2 separate regions of the Homo sapiens genome follow, and region 1 is linked to region 2. A link is a contact called in ENCODE Hi-C data. All regions are on one chromosome and are shown on one strand. Each heading gives the region's core, a stretch centred on a gene start or an enhancer-like site at or near the end of the contact. The rest is flanking DNA. Distances are from core to core; before and after follow the strand shown.

The links. Hi-C counts contacts between places; a loop is a spot of excess contacts on that map.
Region 1: a loop to region 2 is called in a map of Calu3, with 2.8 times the contacts of the local background. The contact joins two enhancer-like sites. A Hi-C loop is called at or near these places in 2 of 168 maps with a recorded cell type or tissue (Calu3 and mammary epithelial cell).

Annotation. Positions count from the first base shown.
Region 1 is chr5:145,678,096-145,682,696 of GRCh38, forward strand. It overlaps a transcript of PRELID2 not described here. Among named protein-coding and RNA genes, the nearest start is that of PRELID2, 150 kb to the right of the region's middle. Within about 2 kb of position 2,841, at least 3 of the 41 ENCODE cell types and tissues checked have a DNase peak (open chromatin) inside an H3K27ac peak, as active enhancers do.
Region 2 is chr5:145,360,645-145,364,919 of GRCh38, forward strand. It overlaps a transcript of PRELID2 not described here. Among named protein-coding and RNA genes, the nearest start is that of PRELID2, 470 kb to the right of the region's middle. Within about 2 kb of position 1,752, at least 3 of the 41 ENCODE cell types and tissues checked have a DNase peak (open chromatin) inside an H3K27ac peak, as active enhancers do.

The sequences.
Region 1 (4,601 bases), core at 1,591-4,090, 320 kb after region 2:
AATGAAACTATCCATATAATCCAGGCAAAAACTTGATGCTGAGGGTAAAGAGGCTTGGGTTGTTCTGAACTAATTAGGCCAGCTAATATTGTTCAAATACACAAGATAATTGCTTAGGCATCCTCGTGAAAGTATGAGTAAGATTTGGGCGGTTCTCACTGGCATTGAGAACCTAAAACTACCTCCCTGTCCCATGCCTTTTCTGTACAGATGCCTCTTTGGTATCCCAAGGCAGAAGTGATCTTTCCCTCCTACAAACATCCAAAGAAATGCTTCGTACTTCTCTTCTAGTTTATTTAACTTCCTTATATTTGTTTGCATGCTTTTATCTACCGGTAGATTGTTGCTTGCACAGGACAGTATCTGTCTTATTTTATTGCTCCTAAGACTGATTATAGTGCTTTCCCTATACACAGTAAATTCCTAAATCATAATGCTAAATATGTAAGTCATTCAGTGACCCATAGTAAACCAGACCAACTTATTATGAGTTCAAAACTCTTTGAGCCAGAGGTTTTTCAACTGGCCAATTAATAAATAAAATAAATGTACTAGTACTGTCAATATACCCAGCACAGTGTTTAGTACCACTAGGTAAATGATTTTAAAATTCATTTGCTAAGACCTTGGGAAACCTTACACCGAGCCTTAATGTCCTATCTGCAAACTGGGGGGTCGAGGAGGAGTAATAATACTTCCTTTGTAAGATGATTATAGGAGTTAGAAATTATATGTAGAAAAGAGCAAGTACAGAGTAATCTTTTCTGTTTAATTGTAGTTATTATTCATTGTGGTGGGTATGAATTTTCAGGCATAACTCTCAAGTGCGAGAAAATTCACATTTCTTTATTGCTCATGAAATTCATGTTGTCCTCGCTGATCTCTCCACTTTCCTTGGACAGAAATTGAATTTCAGTTGTATTCTAGAGATCTCTAAACAGTCCAAAGATGTGGAAAGTCTCCATGTGTTTTATGCAGTCCTCTGCATTTGGGAAAGGCTCTCTGGACTTCAGTCTACTCTGCTTATCACTAATAAACTCTTCCAAGCCCTTCTTGGCCCCTTGGGATTGAAACTCTCTATCTTTGGTTCCCAGAACCATAATTTCTATGTTCCCTATTCCCCTTGGGCTGAGGAATCTTCCACTCCCTTAGTTTGAACTTTTCTGCCCCCACTCCCTAACTATAGAAGCCTGAGGCCAGGTGGGAGGGTTGTCATGTAGGAATCTGGAAACTTCTGCTTTAGTCTCTGAAACTCAAAAGTTGAGATGTCATTGAGTCTTAGCTCAAATGTTATCTCTTTGTAGAGATCTTTCTAGAATATCCCTTGTAAAGTAGAGTCCACACTCAATCCCAGCCAATTACATCACTCTATTTTATTATTTTCATAGAGTTCATCACTATCTTGACTTATCATAATCATTAATTGTCTTTGCTTGCTAGGATACAGTCTTCCAAGGGGCGGAAATCTTATTCACCATTGTATCCTTAGCACTATGTCTGGCACATATCAGATGCTCAGTAAATACTTCTTAAATAAAATAATTAATTATCCTGCCAAATTGTGAAGCTAATGGTGATGAAGTTGATGAAAGAAATATGACATAGTACTTATTTTAAGGTTGCTTAAACTATTTTGAGTTAATAATCAAGAAATAATTTGAAGGCTGACCCAAGGCTTGAGTGGAGAGTTTGGAGAGGTGAGGTAGTTAGAATAAATATATATATATATATTTATATATTCATTTATACAAATTCATAATACATTTATACAACTAATTTTATACAAATAATATATAAAATATGTAAAATGTATACAGTACACATTACTTATAAATATGTATAAAATAGAAGCTTTCTATATAGTTAGAAAAAGTTCTTAAAGTTCCAATGTTTGTATTAATAATATGAAAGGTAGATATATTTATGTTTAGCAAAAGGGGACATGGATTATAAAAGCTTGAGCAATATTGGTTTAAATTTTAGTGCCACAGTGAGTCGTGAGCTAACTCCACCTGAATCACTGGAGCATTTAAAAAATATAGAATCGAGGGCACTACCCATAGAGGTCCTGGTTCTGTAGAACTGGGATGAGATTCAGAAATTTGTGTTTTGAAAAAAGAATCTCTAGATGATTCTGCTTCTTAACCAAACTTGGGAGCCAGTGATTTATGTGAAAAGTCTATGGAAAGGAAAGAAAAGGAAAGTGAATTTAAAGAGGGATATCTTTGTGGATGATGTAGAACTTCAGCTCAAACACTGTGCCCCCTAGGGGCTGGGGAAATAATAAGGGCCTTTCTCTACTACCTGATCCCTGCCACAACCACAGCTGATTGGACCCAGCCTGGAATAAATCAGGCTTCTCTCTCCCAGCAGTAGAATTGGGATCCAGTGTGAATTTCTTTTGTTAGCTCAAACTGAGAAGATGGGTATTTGGGGGCTATGGAAAGCCATATTCTGGCATGAATCTGTGAGAAGAGACAATTTGTTAATAGGGAAAAGTAGACAGAGATGCAAAAACAATCGGAAACACAAGTCCATGTAATTAAGAGAGAGAATTGCCAAGAGGGTAATTAATTGCCTTGGCTTCTGATGTTTTTGGTTCCTGGGTGTAGCCCCTGAGATTCTTATAATAAATTCCCTTTTATTTGCTTAAGATAGTTTTAGTGCTTCTGCTACCTGCAACCAAAATACATTTTCAGGAGGCCAGAAGGGAAAAAAAAAAGCGTATAACAAGACTGGGTATGGGAGAAAGTACTTTGTTCCATCGCCAAGGAAGGCTATGGTTCATGAGATGTCATGTTCCGACACTCAGCAGAAGGCCCTGTGCTGTTTTTATGAGGAGTTCTGACAGCCTGTATCCAGCCAGGGCTGGGAAGGCGCTGTGACTTTCACACCCTCACGACCATGGCAATTTGACAGCAGAGGATAATGAACCCCACAGCTGGGGTTGGGATGCTTCTGTCTGCTTCGGCAGTGGCCTCTTCACTCCGGTACTGGAAAAAAGTACTCAGGGGGAAGCTGCTTCCCAGGTCAAAAATGATCCTTGAAAAATGCTATCCAGGGGCCACTTCCAAAATCGTAATGTCCACAGTAGGCAGGAAACAGGGAGGCACGAGCGAAAATGGAAACCAGTGCTCCTCTGAGGATAAAATTTTCTCTCTACTGAGATGGAAATTTTTCTCCCTTTCCTTTGCTTCTGCTACCATGGAATGGCCCTCTATTTTTCTTTTTTCTGAATTATCTTGGCTACATGATATGGTTGTTTGTCTTCTCTCTCTTGTACAGGAAGATAAACACTCTGAGAGTAAAATCCAGGTCAACTTCATTTCTAGACTTACACAGTGCCTCACACAGAAAATGTGCTCCAGGATAAATGTTTATGAAGGCTCTGCCACTTACTACCTGTGTGATCTTGGGAAACTTTCTTAACCTCTTCAAGTCTTATTTTCCTTACTTATAAAATAGTGATAATATTCCTTTGCTTTCTGGATTATGTGTAAGTGAAGATTAAGACATCCGTAAAGTGTCTTGCATGGGATAAGCACACCATAAACGGTAGCTATTATTTGTAAGCTCTGGGCATGAGCAGTGGCAAAACCAAACTGCACCCCCTTCTCTCCTGCCTTGACTATCCTATCTGGCTTCTGTTTCAACCCCAGTGTGCCCCAGTAGCAATAGTGCATCCATTCATCCAGCAGAGGGAGCTAGGCTAGAAAGTAACTACACTAAGTGAACCATAAGTACACAGTAAATATTGCATCATACCCAGCTTTGAAATGTGCAAAAAATTATACCTGCTCATGCCAAATTAGAAATGGCTTTCAAGTGCCTGATGCTACATTCATCACCATGTCCCAGAAAGATGCTGACTGAAGGTTTTCAAAAACTTCAAAAGACTCTTGCAATAATTGCATATTCATTAGACAAATTAGTTCTAGATTATTTTTAAAACCATAACTTGGAGAAAAAAAAAAGACCAACAAAGAATTGAATAAAATTATGCAGGAGTGGTGTTTAGAATATAAAAATGTAGAATACTATTCATTCTGTATGAAAGCATTAAATGGAAAAAAGTGGGGAGAGGGAGGAGGAAACCTAAAAATAAAAAGCCACAAAGAGAAAAATAATCTGTCTTTAAAAAATTCAGTCCTTGGGAAGTAGATAGAATTTTTCTATTAGTTTTGGTTGGGAGGAAAATGTACAGTTTCCACCTCTGATGGGGGAACCTCACTGGGAAAATAATAACCACTATCATCATAATACGACATTGGCTGAACTAGGTGATTAGCACAGTGTGACGTCTACAATAAGTATCTGCTGGGATCTTGTTCTTTGAGGAGTCACAATCTGGTATAACAGACCTGGCTTCATTTTTTGTAGGCTCCATTATATCCGAAATAAGCTGCTGCCACTTCGCCCAGATGTATTAACAGGGTAGAAGGTCAGGAAAAGCAGAGAAAAGCCACCAAGGGTGCACCCAGTGGCTCACAGCTTCCTGCCTTGAAGTGCATTTCTAAATGGAAAAACAAGTCCGAGAATGCCAGACCAGGCAGGGCTCTTCATGACAGCAGCCATGAGGAGGGAAATGCTGGTATTCACCA
Region 2 (4,275 bases), core at 502-3,001:
TTACCACCACCTGTTCTTGACTACAAAACCAAGGGATCCATTAGATTTCCTTTTTGACTTGGATTCCAGGAAGTCAATAACTCTATTTGATATGGAGTTATAATAATTCCAATCCTTTGAATGAGCAGATCTCTACTTCTATTTCTAGTTCATAATTTCTCTTTATGATACTATTATAATAATTTTGTTTCATGTATCTTTTTGTTTCAAAAGCTGGCATATAAGTAAATAAATATGATATCCTTATTGCATATATAATACTTATGTCAGCCTAAATTCCATCAAGATACAGTATCCTACTATGTGCTGTAGAGGGAATCAAGCAGATGATTCTACCTCAGTCCTCTCACTTACCCACCTACAAGGTTGTTAAAAGGATTAAAGCCTATGTAAAAATATTTTGTAATCCTTAGAAAACACTGCTCAAATGTTAAATGATGATCTTATATGAAAAACATCTGGAAATTTTTTTCTATTTTGAGTTATCTTTCTTACATTCCTGCCATAGTATTTGATACTGCCATAAAACTCAAGGCTGTGCAAAGACTCTAAACTAAAAGCTGGTGTTTAAAAATGCAACTGTTTTCTGAGAAGGAGGCATTATAAATTATAATCAGCCCTTAACACCTTAGCTCAAAATCACATATTGTTTAACCTTGCTAAGTGCTTTCTAAATGAAGGCAGATAATAGCAAGGCTGAAGACCGAGTGGCAGAGTAAAACCAATGACCAAATAACACAATTTTCATGATGCTCCCCGAAAGATGCCTGCCTCTATGGTATCTTCTGCTGACTGCTGAGTTCCTTCAAACAGCTGGCAGGAGCCAGATGTCAGCAATACAGCTCTGGTCCCTATTGAGAATGCATCCATTTAATCTTATATTCAGCATTTCTTAAGAGACAGACTGGTATGTAAAGGGCCACAAAAGAGTTGTTCTTTGACCAAATCTGCACACCACAGCTCTGCAGAGGGCTATTTTTTAAATGCATATTGGAGTCTCCCAACTCCTACCTCAACAAGAACATCTTCAGTGTCTTTCCTTTGTCCAACATTTAAAACATCCCACAAGGCTCCTCATGATCTGGCCTTGTTCTGAGTTTCTGAACCACACCTAGCCTTCTGTGAGCTCTGGCTTACACTGGCTGGCCTTCTTTTCATTTCCAGAGCCTTCACTCAAGCTGTCCTCCTACCTGGGAGGCAATTTCCCTACTTTTTCTCTGGAAAGTCCCAAATCATGTCCCAGATTTCGGTTGAAAGTTCAGCCACTCAAGAAACTTCTTTGGCCTTCAATGATGCCAGGTTCCCTGTGACATGGACTCAGACACCTTATAGCTCTTCTGCACAGCTCTCAACACAATCATGATTCAACAAGTACTTGGATGATGATATGTTTATGGCAGCATTACTAGAATGCACATTTTACAAGCATAAGGTCCATGTCTATCTCATTCATTACCATCTCCAGTGCCTTGTTTAGTGCTGTGCTTATCTTGGGGACCTAATAAATATATGCTAAATGAAGAAAGGAAGGAAAGCAAGGCTGGGAATTACCTCCTAGTCAAGACAGTGTGTTTAAATGTTGGTATTTGAAGCCTTTCAAAAGAAAAATACAGGCTGGAGGACAGAGAAACTAAGGAATCTGATTCTCTTCAGTGTCCTCATACCTGGCCTTCAGGTTTCATCTCGCATAGTTAGGAAGACTTCATATTCACTAACATCTTTAGACAAGGTTAAGCACTTTCTGCAACGTGTTTCCATTGACTCATGCTCATACCACCATCACAGCCTTATCATACTGCTGTCATGATTCACTTCCTTATTTGTTTCTCCTGAATTCCTTAAAGCAAGTTTCTAATTTCACTCATTTTTGTGTTGCTAGATCATGGCCCAGAACCTGGTATATAATATGCACTAAATAAATATTTTCTAAATGGCTGGATGAATACATAACATTTCACTGATCTGATGAAAATAAAACAAATCTTACATCTATAGGTCCTGGACCTTGGACCAAGGGAGAAAAAATAGTTATGATGAATTTTAGGCTTACTAATACAACACCAGGAAGACCATGAGAATAGACATAGTTAGGCTTATGCCAATGATATATCAGTAACAAATCCTGGCCAAAAACTTTTAGAAGTGCTCATATTCACATGGTGTTTTGGCTGCCATGAAAGGAATAGATCTTTCTAAGACATACAGACAGTGCTTGATGGCTGGAAATCAAAACCCATATATATGGTAGATAAATAAGTTAAATTTATTCATATCTGTTTTGACACCACACCATGGGTCACCCTACCTCAACCTCTTCTTCTCTTAATTTAAATCTTTAGACCTTACACTTGCAATGTCAAAAGATGTAAATCTGATTCTTTTTTCTTCTCCACCATAGAGATTAATTAGTTTTTCAAAAAAAAAAAAACAAGGCCTGCATTCTTGATTCTAGCCACATATCATGGCTATAAGAAAAAAAAAAAAAAAACAGAGAAAATGATGTGGCTAGCTCAACACAAACATATCACCCTAGTGAGAAAGAATAGCGAATATGTTACCTAGCGAACATTGATAGCCAGTTATCATTGTCGATATCCATAAGATGTGTACATATCAAAATGTTAAATACTAAACAACTCTTAAGGGCCCCAAATAAATGTATTAGTATCCAAATTAGGGAAACTGTTTCTTCCAGTTTTTGTCTTGCTATGGGATTATTGTGACAGCCTCTTTATATTCTAAAGTAAGTAAAATCAAAATCCTGTGACAAGTACTGAGGGAGCAGCCATTAAAAATAGTAAAACTCTTAAGTCCTCTGACTCATTAATAAGAAAGCCCATAAGTCTCATTTAGGCTAATTGTGCAAGTGTTGTGACAGAGAATATCCCCTCATAGATCATTTTAAAATATTCCTTAAATGTCTAATGTTTATTACAACTTTTTATAACGATACCATTAAAGCAGAGTAAAGAGAAAATTCTTAATAGCCATGGTAAGAAATTGTATCTTTATACCTACAATATATTTGCCAAATTAATTAGTTCTTTAGTTCATGACTATAATCATCATCTGAATTGTATTATTTCATTCAAACAATGTTGCCTTCCAAATAATATTTGCCTTGAGTAGAAATTTGAATGTGTTGGTATTCTGAAAGGAGTTATGTTTACAGCGTTCTGTTTCCCAAATAATATTTCACTACCAGTGAACATTTGGAGTAGCTGCACATACCTATTCAAATTCTAATGAAACATAGACTAGAAACATTTAAACTTTCAGTAGAATATTATTTGGAGAAAAAAATCTTCTTTGGCTGATTGTACGCTATTGCTACATTTGCAAATAAATTATTCTTGGCTGCATAAAACTTCACACAACAAATTCTGCTTGGAAGATTAAATGACTTTGAAACAGATACCCAATAATGGAAAAGTCACTATTGCTTCATAAGAGCTACTTTTAAATTAATGGGTTATCAGAAGAAAATAGGAGTGTGATACAAATACCAAAGGTAAACAAAACTGAAAGAAAAGCTATTTGGCTTAAAATAAACACAGAGAGAAGTATTCTGTCGATATCCAAATTGAAATGCTTTCTCTGTCCACAGTGCCTTTAAGTTTCCGGATTCTGATGAAAATTTGATTATATTTTTGGCATCTGGGGGATGCATTACAACTATTTGACTCTAATTTCTAGAAAATAGAAAATTTGCCACACTCTAATCTCATCCATGCCAGGATACATACTGAAATAAGTTACATATTTGTTGAATTAATGTACCTTTAAATCATCTGTCATATTTTCCTGCTTTATTGTCCTGTTCCTCCATTAGAATGTAAGCTCCCTAAGGAGAGAACATTTGTTTTATCTACTCATAGATCCTCAGCTTTTAAAAGAGTGTCAAATACACAGTAGTACTTAACAAATGTTTGTTAGATATCAAATAAATGAAGTGGGGTGCTGTGGATTAAATGACCAGGCTACTACAACAGAAAGACATTAGATAAGGGGAGAGGAGTAGCTCCTGGAGAGTAAACTTAAGCATTTCAGGTATTTGCCTAAAAATAAAATTCTATGGTATATGCAGACAACACTTGGATTTCACCAAATTACATAGTATCTTACACATATTGATTGCTGGGTGGTAAAAAGCACTGCCACTTCTTTGATTCCCTGCATATCCTGACAACTCGCTGCAGCCCACTCAAACTCAAAGTCCTATCGAAAAGGATTTCTGAAAATTCCCAAAAGGAAATATTAATCTAAGACCTTCCA